3 separate regions of the Homo sapiens genome follow, and all the other regions are linked to region 2. Evidence: chromatin contacts called from ENCODE Hi-C or POLR2A ChIA-PET data. All regions are on one chromosome and are shown on one strand. The core of a region is the stretch at or near the end of the contact, and the rest is flanking DNA. Distances in the headings are between cores, read along the strand shown. Region 1 holds the start of HDLBP-AS1 (HDLBP antisense RNA 1). Region 2 holds the start of MTERF4 (mitochondrial transcription termination factor 4). Region 3 overlaps SEPTIN2 (septin 2).

Region 1 (3,974 bases), core at 1,075-3,574, 170 kb before region 2:
CAAAAAACACACTTGCACTAGTTGCTGATTGGTTAATCCCCACGGAAAGGTTACCAACAAACCACAGCAGTGACACAGAAGGGAATGCCTATTTCCACATCTAGGGAGGCCCACCTGCCCAGTTCCGTGCTGCTGACTTAGAGCACGGCTTTGCTGATGATATCCTTGGCTCCTTCTCTGCGTCAAGCCGCAGGTGTTCTCTGCCTTCTGTGATTCTGCTCCCCTCCCTAGGTGGTGTCATGAAGTGCATGGTATTTCTGCTGGCTCCTAGGCTTTTCCCCTGACCTTGCACATACAGTTGCCTGCTCCACTTCCCCACCTGCCCAGTCAGGGCATCACACCCCCTTATCCATCCAGTCTTCCTTGAATTTTACCCACCTCAGTGAGGGCAGCTCTTCCCAGTCACTCAGGCCAAGAACCTGTGTCTTTCTTAACTTCTTTTACACCCCTCTTCTGGTCAATAAGGAACTTCTTGGTGCTTCTTTCTGAATATATACCAAATCTGGCCATTTATTTCCTCCATTATGCCCACCATAATGCAAGCCATTGTCATCTTTAGACTGAACTATAGTAGGCCTCCCCTGCCCTCCCCTCCCCTGCCACTTAGTGTCAGTGTTCCACGAAAAAAAAAAAAACACGTCTGATCCTGCCTTCTGCTGCTTGCAGCCCCCACCCAGCTCCCACCATCCTCAACAGCACCCGTGGCCTGGCTGCAGGCTGTGCGGACCTGACCCCATTCCCTGGGTAAGGCTGGGTGTGCCCCTACCTCTTCCCCTGTGTGGGACGGTCTTGTCCCCAGATACCTGTAGTTGATCCTGTGCCCTATGCAGGATTCTGTTGACCTGCGACTTTGCCAGAGGTTCAGACTGACATCTCTACAGATTGCTCGACTCCCTTTATACCCTTAAAAGAAACAGTGGCAGTTATCACTTAGTAAACACAATGGATGCAGAAGTGACAAGTCCTTCCCGGAGGGTGGAGACCCCGAGAGTAGGGATTCCGTTCCGCCCAGTCCTGCGTATCCACCGTGGGCTCAGAGGCCACACACCGGTTCTTTTGCGTGTATACATCTATGTAGAGATGGAGCCATAAGTAATACACGCTTTAAAGGAAGGGGATTTTACATTTTGGGGGGGAGATTAAGTTGATTGCCAAGGAATCGGGTGGGGATAGTTTATAAAAGTGAGGGACATAAGGAATAGGCACGCAGGAATGAGGGAATGAAAGCCCTGGAGCCGCCTGGGAGCCTCACTGCGCTGTAGGACCTCGTGCCAGTGTGGCCATCCGTTTACGATGTGGTGGGCATCCTTTGAGGTTTTTCTTCTGATTTTGGGGAGGTGGGCGGTACTGGTGACATCTGCTTCCAGAGCAGCCGTCCTTCCTGCTCCCTTTCTGGTCTTCGGTTGTTTCCACTCGGGTTCTTGCGGGGCGCGCTCCCTCTGCTTTCTGGAGGTGATTAATTTCCCAACTCCTCGGCACCGCCTTCCCCACCCGAAAAAAGGATGCAGAACCACGCCTGCAGTTGGGTGGGCCTCCCGGGTGCTGGGCGGCCCGGGGCGGCGGGGACCCCAGCGGCGGGGCGGGCGGGCGCTGACGTGTCCAGGCGGGATTGGGCCGCCGCCCTATATAGCAGCCGGGGCCCGGGCGCCGCGCCTCGGAGCGTCCCGGCTTCTCCCGCGCGGGGGGCGAGTAAGCCAGCGGCAGGACCAGCGGGCGGGGGCCCACGAGTGAGCGCGCAACACGGGGCTGGGAGGCCTGGGCGGGCGGGCGGACGGGGCGGGCGGGCTGCCGGGCGGGGGGGTGGGGGGTGGCTGCTGACGTGGAGGCCGCGGAGGGGGAGGGGCCCGGGTGCCGCGGCCCCCACCCGGGCCCCAGGCTGCGGCCCCCGCCCGCGGGTGTCCTGCTTACCGCGCGTGGCGGTTCCGGGCCAGACCTGGGGCCGGCTCCGAGTCTCTTCTGCGCGTGGCCGTGGCGCGGAGGGGCGCGCACAAACTTTCTCAAGTCCGGTGGCGCCGCTGGGCCGCTCTTGGCTGCAAGCTGGGCTCCCCCGCCTCCTCCCGGGGCTTCGGTGGGGCACCCCTGGTGCCGTGGCCGCACGGCGCGGAGGGGCGGCCGACCTGAGCCCAGGTCGCTGACGTTGGCGGGGCCGGCCCTCCCCTCCCCCGCTCCGGCGGGGGCGCCGTGTGCGGCCAGGGTGGGGGTCCCTGGGAGGCCAGCGGGGTCCTTCCCCCCAGGTGGCGGCGGGGCGGGGGTCTGGGCGCAGACCGGGCGGCGGGGCCCCCGCAGCACCTCCACCTGCCGCGCGGGGCCCGCGTCAGTCTACGTGTTCGGGGGTGGGGAAAGCTGCTCTTCTTGGGCCTGGAGTGCAACTTGGACGTGCCCCAGGGTCGTGGATGAAAAATACATTACGGAAAAGTACCGAATTTGGATGAAAGGCGGGGAGGCCGAGGGGTTGCTGTCCCTTTAAGCCTGTCCCCGCCCGCGGGCCCTCGTGGCCTGTGGGAGGGCCGTGCTGAGGTGGCATCTGCGAAAGTTCCTCCATGCAGGATGGGTGCCGACTTCCAGAACTTGGTGAGAAGTGCGGAGCGGAGCCTGCCTTCTGCTCGCCAGTCGCCTGTGGTCTCTCCTAGATTTCGATCTTGTGATCTCTGAGTGGATCAGGATTTTATTTTCCCATTCTGAACTTTGGTTTGTGGTCTTGAGTAATTTTAGTTTTGGAAGAGGAGAAGTCTGGGTTTCAGCCGGAGGCTTTTTTGGTGCCCTCCATACCCGGTCCTGTCTGGTGCTTTAAAGCACTTGCGGGTCTCATTAACTGAGGCTGAAATGAAATTCTTCCTGGAGTATTACTGATAATTCTCTTCGAAGACTGTTGCCCCTTGAATATGTAGTTGGCAAAACTTATCACAAGGGAATCAACTTAATTACTTCCTCGTTTAAAAGCAAAAAAGTAGAACCCCTCATGTGAAGCCTTTTTTGTTGCTGTCAGAAACCTGTTAGACTTGTGCTAAACTTGTAAGCACCAGGTTTCCCACGCAACACACAGCTCTGTCAGGACTCCACGTTTTGCTCTACACGTATTAGGGCGGAAAGGGGTCTTGGTTCCTGCCCTCCTTCCTTTAGTTCTAGTTCTGTTTGCTGAAAGTTAAATTCTGAGATGTGACCTTTTTTGCTTTGGATGTTTGCACTCTGGGAAACAAAATTAAAAGTCCAGGTTCAGTATAGTTTGAGGTTTACATTAGGTGGACCTGGACACTGATTGATCCGAGCTTCCTATGGGAAAAGTAGTTGGGAGAGCCAGAATCACGAAGGGACTGGGGCCATATGGGAGGGACTGAAGGAGACAGGAGATAGGGCTCACCTACCAGAAGGAGCCTTGGAGGAGAGCGGACTTGTTCTCCATGGCCAGAAAGGGGAAAGAAGTTGTAGATTTTGTCATAACTTGAGGTGGAGCGTTTACAGCCATGCAGGGGTGGACCCGGGCCCTGAGAAGGCCATGAATTTCCTGTCCCTGGTGGTATTAAGAAATGGGATTAGATTAATATCTGAGGTTCCTTTCAATCCTGATTTGGACAGTACTGTTAGATCCAGTGAGAATCTGAGATACCCGATGTTAGCCTCTGTTCTTGGGTATCTAGGCCTGCCCAAGGTATCCTGGGAACTTCAGATAGCAAGTGGAGTTGCCTGGCGCTGTCCTGGGGTTGCTGAAAGATCCACATGGAACAGGATTAAACCCTCGTGGGTGTTGTCTGTGAAGGCAGAGCCAGGAGCAGGGCGTAGCAGTGCGGGGTGGACATGGGGCTGTAGGGTCAGCTTCTTAGGTGCTGCTTTGTTGAACCAGAGGCAGGTGGACCCCTGGGCTGTGCCTCACTGGATTGGGAGCACAGAAGGAGAATGAGACTGACTTTTAAGAAAATCTCACCCAGAATTTCAGGTGGGGACAGGGTCTGCATTTACATGTGGGTCATCAAATGCTT
Region 2 (3,679 bases), core at 1,180-3,679:
TGGGTTGAGAATGCATAGTCTGAGCTTTCTAAGAACTGTTACTTCTTTATAAGAAAAAATAATTAAAGCTCATCTGACTTCATGGCAGTGGAAGGTCTGGTATTTTGCAAACGTTCTTTGCAGAAAGAACCCAGAGAGGAAAGTTCTGAGGCTGAGGCTGACAATTTTTCCACTCCATTTTTTTTTTTTTTTTTAAGATGGAATCTTGCTCTGTCACCCAGGCTGGAGTGCAATGGTGCAATCTCGGCTCACTGCAACCTCCGTTCCCTGGGTTCAAGCAATTCTCCTGCCTCAGCCTCCCGAGTAGCTGGGATTACAAGTGTGCGTTATCACGTTACCTGGCTAATTTTTGTATTTTTAGTAGAGGCAGGGTTTCACTATATTGGCCAGGCTGGTCTCGAACTCCTGACCTCAGGTGATCCACCCATCTCAGCCTCTCAAAGTGCTGGGATTACAAGCATGAGCCACCGTGCCCAACCCACTGCATATTTTTAAAGTATGGTTCGAGAGAGCAAAGTTTTCACACAAGACTGAAGGTGATGTCAAATTTTTTTTTTTTTTTTTTGAGAAGTACTTTCGCTTTTGTTGCCCAGGCTGCAGTACAATGGCGTGATCTTGGCTCACTGCAACCTCCGCCTCCCAGGTTCAAGTGATTCTCCTGCCTCAGCCTCCTGAGTAGCTGACACTACAGGTGCCCACCACCATGCCTGGCTAATTTTTGTATTTTTAGTAGAGATGGGGTTTCACCATGTTTTCCAGGCTGGTCTCAAACCCCTGACCTCAGGTGATCTGCCCACCTCGGCCTCCCAAAGTGCTGGGATTACAGGCGTGAGCCACCACACCCGGGCTCATGTCAATTTTTCATAGTAATCCCCATGTCCCAGCTGTCATTTTATTTCTAGAGCTAGACAAACTGTTCAGGTTCCTTGATTCTTTCCAGGGAGTTGGGGTGGCTCATGGGATTTTCTTAGGCTTTTGGTGTAGCATTAACACAATTTATTGTGAGATGTTGACAGTTGAGTATTTTGAGAAGAAAATTACATTATAAAAAACAACAAAGGCAACCAATTTTTTTTTTCCTTTTGTTTTTTGAGACAAGGTCTTGCTCTGTTACGCAGGCTGGAGTGCAGTGGTGCAATCATGGCTCACTGCAGCCTCAACCTCCTGGACTCAAGTGATCCTCCCACTTCAGGCTCCTGAGTAGCTGGGACTACAGGTGCACGCCACTACTCCCGGCTAATTTTTTATTTTTTGTAGAGACAGGATTTTCCTATGTTGCTCAGGTTGGTCTTGAACTCCTGAGCCCAGGCAATCCCCCCCACCTCAGCCTCTCACAGTGCTGGGATTACAGGCGTGGGCCACTGCACTCTGCCAAAGCAACCAATTCTTTAGTTTCTACACGGATTAGAACCTTCCTTTTCTTTGACATAATCCTTTTGTCAAAAGACAGTTTTACATAAATTGTTTGGCACCCCACTCCATGCCTGGCGCAAAGCAGATATGTAAATGTGTGCCCATGCAAGAATCAAATCCTTTATGTCAGTCCAGAATGAAGTAGATAAAACAAGAAATGCTTATAAATTAAGGCTTTGGTGGCAGGATTTAGGCAGCTGAGAAAGCACACCTTTTTATTCTTCACAAGCATCACCTTGTGAAAGATGCCTACGCTCTTAGGTCGAGAGAGGAAATTTAAGAATGAATACACATTGGGCTAAAACTTTACTATATTTCATCCTAAGAGGGAACCAGACCTCGAAGTTGGGAAGGCTCTTGCTTATAAAGGGAAATGTGCCGTAATTCCTGTCATTTTACTTGGGTCTTTTAAAAACGGCAAATTCTCATCTTCCACTGGCTGAGAGTAAAAAGAAAGAAAAGCGGTAAAGACTTCTTTTTGTGCGTAGGTGGCCCCGGTGTTCACGCTGAATACAGATTTTTACACAATAAAATCTTAAATATCTCTACATGGAACGGAATCCATTTTTCCTGCCTCGGGAAGGATTTCTGCGCTCTCGGGTGAAGTTCCCGAAGCAAGGAACCAGTTCCCCTCTACCTGTACTCTTGAGAGGAATTCTCAGGTCATCTGAAACACAAGTATGGGCCAGGACGACCCATTCGTTCACGCGGCCCAGAGCTCTGCGAAACGGGACACGGCAGTGCAACGGGAACAACCGGACACCGAGGCCCCCGAAGGCTGAGGCCGCGGCAGAGGCGGCGGCACGGTGACGGGCGCGACTCCGGCCTTCCGGCTTTCTAAGGGGCGGCCCCGGGACACCTGAGCCCCGCGGGGCCGTGAACGCTCAGCACAGCTCCGGGCCGGAATCACGATCCACCACACCGCGCTGGCGCTGGGAACGGCGTCGGTGACGGACCGGGGGCCGGAAGTGAAGGACGGGGGAGGACCGCTGCTTCCGGCGCCGTAACTGCTGCCATCTTCTCCGCGCTATGGCTGCGTTCGGCCGTCAGGTAAGCTCGAGCTGGGCGCGCGGGCTTCTCCGGGTCGCAGGCGGGCGGGCAGCGACGCAGAGGAACCGCGGCCGCCGAGTGTTTCACGGCCAGGTCGTGGAGCCCTCCCGGAGGTCCGTGCACGCTGACCTGGTTTTGGCATCCTGGACCCGTGGCTCTGCTCAATTATTGTGGGATATAGAGTTGACATTTTTTTTTTTTGAGACAAAGTCTCGCTCTGTCTCCAGGCTGGAGTGCAATGGCGCGATCTCGGCTCACTGCAACCTCCGCCTCCCGGGTTCAAGCAATTCTACTGCTTCAGCCTCCCAAGTAGCTGGGATTACAGGCGCCCGCCACCATGCCTGGCTAATTTTTGTATTTTTAGTAGAGACGGGGTTTCACCGTGTTGGCCAGTCTGGTCTGTAACTTCTGGCCTCAGGTGATCCACCCGCCTCGAACTCCCAAAGTGCTGGGATTACAGGCGTGAGCCACCGCGCCCGGCCTGAGTTGACTGTTGAACAAGAGTTTGAACTTCACAAGGAAGATAACATGTACTTTTCATTAAGAGGAAGCGGAATCAGCATAGAGGTCTTTAGGCTTGAGCCCAGTTCCACGGGCCGCGCCCGCTGACCCCAGCGACTGCCAGGTGTTCCTGGCGGAGGGAGCATCTGGACAGGGGAGGCTGGAGAGCAGCCAGAGCTTGGGCTTGGCAGGGTGGCCCCAGGGCGACAATCGATGACGCTGGAGAAGGGGTTGGGACCGATGTGAAGGTTTTAGAGCAGGGGTTCCCCAACCCCCGGTACCGTCCCTTGCCTATTAGGAACCAGGCTGCACAGCAGGAGGTGAGCGGCAAGTGAGCCAGCCAGACTGTATTTACAGCCGCTCCCTTCGCTGGCATTACCGCCTGAGCTCCGCCTCCTGTCAGACCAGCCGCCTTAGATTCTCACTGGAGCGCGAACCCTATTGTGAACTGCGCCTTTGAGGGGTCCAGGTTGCGCTCCTTATGAGAATCTGATGCCCGATGATCTGTCACTGTTTCCCATCAACCCCAGATGGCACCTCCTGGTTGTAGGAAAACAAGCTCAGGGCTCCCAGTGATTCTACATTATGGTGAGTTGTATAATTATTTCATCTTATATTACAACGTGAAAATAACAGAAATAAAGTGCACAACAAATGTAATATGCTTGAATCATCCTGAAACCCCTCACCAGTCTGTGGAAAAATTGTCTTCCAT
Region 3 (3,639 bases), core at 506-3,005, 230 kb before region 2:
TGGGTCATTTGCAGTAAAGAATTTAGGTAAAATAACAAACTTCATGGAGAGATCACATTTCTATATTTGAGTCATTTAACTCCCATGGAAGGTACTTGTGTGTAACCAACTGCTACTCATCGAGGGCATTTTAAATATAAGGAGAATTTAAAGAATAGAAATTTGATACCTTCATGAAGGCAAAAATTAAAATTTGTAACCATCAGGTTCTCCTTGAAAACCACCACTAAAATGCAGGAAAAATTCTCCCGCCCTGCCTCCCGACACCTGAGCAGACTGAGCGTGGGAACACACTCCTTTCTTCATCCCCATGCCCCCGAGTCGCACCCAGAGGGAGGGCAGGACGCCAGCCTCACTCACCCTTTTCTTCAGCCGCTCCCGTTCCTTCAGGGTGAGAGTGTCAGCTTTTGCAATGACAGGCACAATATTCACCTTGTTGTGTATTGCCTTCATAAACGCCACATCTAAGGGCTTAAGTCTAAAATTAATTTTAGAATTGTCACTTATTTAAAAAAAATACATACAAAACTCTTCTCTCTCAAATTATCTTAATTCTTATATTAAAATACACAGTTTGGGTAAAACTTACAAACCCATGTAGTAAAGCATTTCTCCACGATAAACAATTACTTACCCATGTCCAAAAGGTGAAATAAAGTAAAAGCAACAATGCACCCTATTATCAATGATGTGCCGCCTGTTCAAGCCGCTCTCGTCATGCAGGTACCTCTCAAATTGCTCATCAATATAGGAGATAATTGTCTTAAAACTGAGAGAAACAGAAACATTAACAATAATCATAGGGTATAAAACAGGGGGTCCCTGACTTCAAAGGGAAAACAAGTGCCTCCGCCCAAATATACATAATTTAATAATTCATTTTCAAGATGAGAACAGAAGACTGACTTTTAGATTTGGCAAATGGAAGTTTTTGGAAACTATGCCAAGCATAACTGCCCCTAAGTGCTGAGAGTCAAAAGCCTGAATGGAATAGGTTATGATGCACCTGAGAGAGGGCCAGTGTAGACAGGGCTGCCAATTCGTTCTTTTTTTTTTTGAGACTGAGTCTTGCACTGTTGCCCAGGCTGGAGTGCAGTGGCGTGATCTCGGCTCACTGCAACCTCTGCTTCCAGGGTTCAAGCGATTCTCCTGCCTCAGCCTCCCAAGTAGCTGGGATTATAGGCACACGCCACCACGCCCGGCTAATTTTTGTATTTTTAGTAGAGACAGGGTTTCACCATGTTGGCCAGGCTGGTCTCGAACTCCTGACCTTGTGATCAGCCCACCTCAGCCTCCCAAAGTGCTGGGATTACAGGCATGAGCCATCGCACCCAGCCAGGGCTGCCAATTCTTTTCAGGAACGTGACTGTGAAAAGGGGCAGAGGAACAGGGTGGTAGAGAACATGGGTCAAGAACAGGTTTATCTGAGCTGGGAAACAGCATTTAACTGAGCTGGGAAACAGTACAGCACTTTCACATGTAAGAAGGGAGAAATTCCTAAATGTAGGAGAAAGATAACAGAACCTTCCCCTTTTCATCTAGTGGTGGAAACCTGATGCTTTATGTTGACAGGAATAGAACCAGGAGGGAGTTTGTACAACAAAAGTGGCATTCTTTGCACGGTACAGGTGACAGACTGCTCTATCTTCTACTTCTTCATTTCCTTATTTGTGAAAATGATGCCAATGAGCAGTCATTTACAGACACTACGACTCAACCCACTCTCTAACAGGTTTCACTTCCTTCCACATAGAAAGGATGTACTACAGTATCTCGGTCACCAACCACGGCTCAAATCCAGGTGTTTCATTTATACTAGCAGTCTATGGATGACTGGCTTTGCGATCTCAAATTACAGTAGAGTACCAGAAAAAAATTACTCTCTATAAAATTCCTTATTTAAAAAGTCAACATTTAACACGCTTTAAATTGTCTAGGTGTTTTATTATATACAGCAATCCCAAACTTAATAATCACTCATTAACACTATCTATAAATTTATGAAGTATATTAAGTAAACAAATGCAGATCCCTGGGCATGGGGGAGCATACCAATCTCTGCAGTTGATAGCGTCACCATAGCCAGGGGTATCTACCACTGTCAGGCGTAGCTTGACCCCTCGCTCTTCAATTTCAACAGTTGAAGCCTCAATCTGGACAGTTCTTTCAATTTTTTCTAGAAAAGAAACAAACTTAATAGGGAATATAAGCAGCATGTGAAGAGGAAAGCTCACGTTCTTACGACAGGTGACTTCAGAGTCTACTGCCTCTCTACAGAGGTAGGTTCTCCAAAGATACCATGGGGATTAAGAAAAAAAGATCCCAGAGAAGTCAGAAAGGGGAAGGTTAAAGCTAAGATTATTGTGCTACTGGGGAAGGTTAAAAACACAAATGTTAAAAATTATAATTTCTGTTCCTGGGAAAAAGAAAGCAATTTACGAATTCATTTAAAAACTGAATTCAAAAATATTCTGAAAGGGCTACATATTCTTGCAGCAGCCCAAGTCTTAGGCTCTCACTATGTGTGCCTATTTCATTCAACAGTCATTTGTGGATGCTGGTGTCCTGTGCTGGAACTTTCTGACAGTAGATGAATTCGAACATCTATCCTAGTAATCTTCTAGTTACACAGCATTTTTGATGTAAAACATTCTCACTTAATCCTTCCATCAAATATTTAATATAGGCAGAAACTACTTATTACATTTTACAGACAAACTCAAGAGAGGATGGATCCATGGATACGTGTCAAAGAAAGTCTACAACCCAAATCCAAGGACCTCGGTGCAGCACACCTACCCCATAAAAGTGTTTTCCTTGTGTTCAAAGCTGAACAAGAACAAACAAAACACACAGCTAAGACATAAAATATTAATTAGGCAGTCTTCAGCATCTTTCATGTAGAATTACACTTACAGTAACATAAGAATGTTTTTACCTGCTGCTCCAGGTATGACTCTTTCTGGGTACAGATCAGTTAGGAATAGGCTGTTTATGAGAGTCGATTTTCCTAGACCTGATTCACCTTTAAATAAAAAGAAAAACCTTGTCATGACCTTATTCATATGACACCATTCAATCGGTTAAGTGTTTACATAAGGCCTGGTACTGGGCTAAGTACCTCACAAACATCATTCTGTGTTTAGTACCTACAGTACTACTATGTTTGCAGTATGATCTTTGAGGGTACTCAAAGAAACTCTAATTTGCCCAAGGTCAGAGTACTATCCAGAGCAGGGCCAAGATTTGAATCCAGGTCTATGAGACTACAGAACTTGAACATCATATAATTAGAAACATAACTGTTCACAAATGTGAGGAATGTACTTTAGAGGTTGGTTTTTATTTTTGACAAATAGAATGCAAAGCAGGTTTTCAATTATCAGTTCTGCTAGTCACTAAACTCACCACATTTTCAGAAAACTGAACATATCTATCCCATAGTGTCAACAACCCTTGTGCTTCCCGAGCTGCAGAAACGTGTGAGCAGGACAGGGCCTGTGGTCTGGTGGGCTCACATGCACACCCTCACTCTGCAACCTCCCCCTTCTGCCACCTTGTCTTCTTCCTGCTTTAAATCCATCCCCGTTTCCCAGCACTGGCAACTGTCATATGTCGGGCAACTTTCCCGCTCACTTT

What was found. A loop is a pair of places that touch in the nucleus more often than their neighbours do. ChIA-PET counts read pairs that join two places held with the same protein, here RNA polymerase II (POLR2A). Pooled maps may share reads with other maps.
Region 1: a map of sigmoid colon shows a loop between it and region 2 (3-fold over the local background). The contact joins the promoter of HDLBP-AS1 here to the promoter of MTERF4 in region 2. A Hi-C loop is called at or near these places in 3 of 168 maps with a recorded cell type or tissue (gastrocnemius medialis, prostate gland and sigmoid colon), 3 of 37 single-sample maps with no recorded cell type and 15 of 50 pooled maps. POLR2A ChIA-PET finds 5 or more read pairs at or near these places in 6 of 52 experiments (MCF 10A, PC-9, T-cell and 2 more).
Region 3: a pooled map shows a loop between it and region 2 (2.8-fold over the local background). The contact joins the enhancer-like site here to the promoter of MTERF4 in region 2. A Hi-C loop is called at or near these places in 2 of 37 single-sample maps with no recorded cell type and 2 of 50 pooled maps. POLR2A ChIA-PET finds 5 or more read pairs at or near these places in 2 of 52 experiments (activated T-cell and activated naive CD4-positive, alpha-beta T cell).

What each region holds. Positions count from the first base shown.
Region 1 is chr2:241,270,514-241,274,487 of GRCh38, reverse strand. It overlaps HDLBP-AS1 (HDLBP antisense RNA 1), which reads right to left and starts at 2,324. Exons shown (of 2, transcript NR_168372.1): 1 at 804-2,324; 2 at 1-485. The region is part of intron 1 of HDLBP (high density lipoprotein binding protein); the gene reads left to right. RefSeq lists silencers at 1,431-1,710, 1,981-2,290 and an enhancer at 2,431-2,510.
Region 2 is chr2:241,101,037-241,104,715 of GRCh38, reverse strand. MTERF4 (mitochondrial transcription termination factor 4) reads left to right here and starts at 2,429. Exons shown (of 4, transcript NM_182501.4): 1 at 2,429-2,463. The coding sequence starts at 2,443. RefSeq lists enhancers at 2,103-2,642, 2,643-3,182.
Region 3 is chr2:241,334,512-241,338,150 of GRCh38, reverse strand. It overlaps SEPTIN2 (septin 2), which reads right to left. Exons shown (of 13, transcript NM_004404.5): 4 at 2,939-3,025; 5 at 2,053-2,176; 6 at 635-769; 7 at 361-478. Among named protein-coding and RNA genes, the nearest start is that of FARP2, 20 kb to the left of the region's middle. Within about 2 kb of position 1,755, at least 2 of the 41 ENCODE cell types and tissues checked have a DNase peak (open chromatin) inside an H3K27ac peak, as active enhancers do.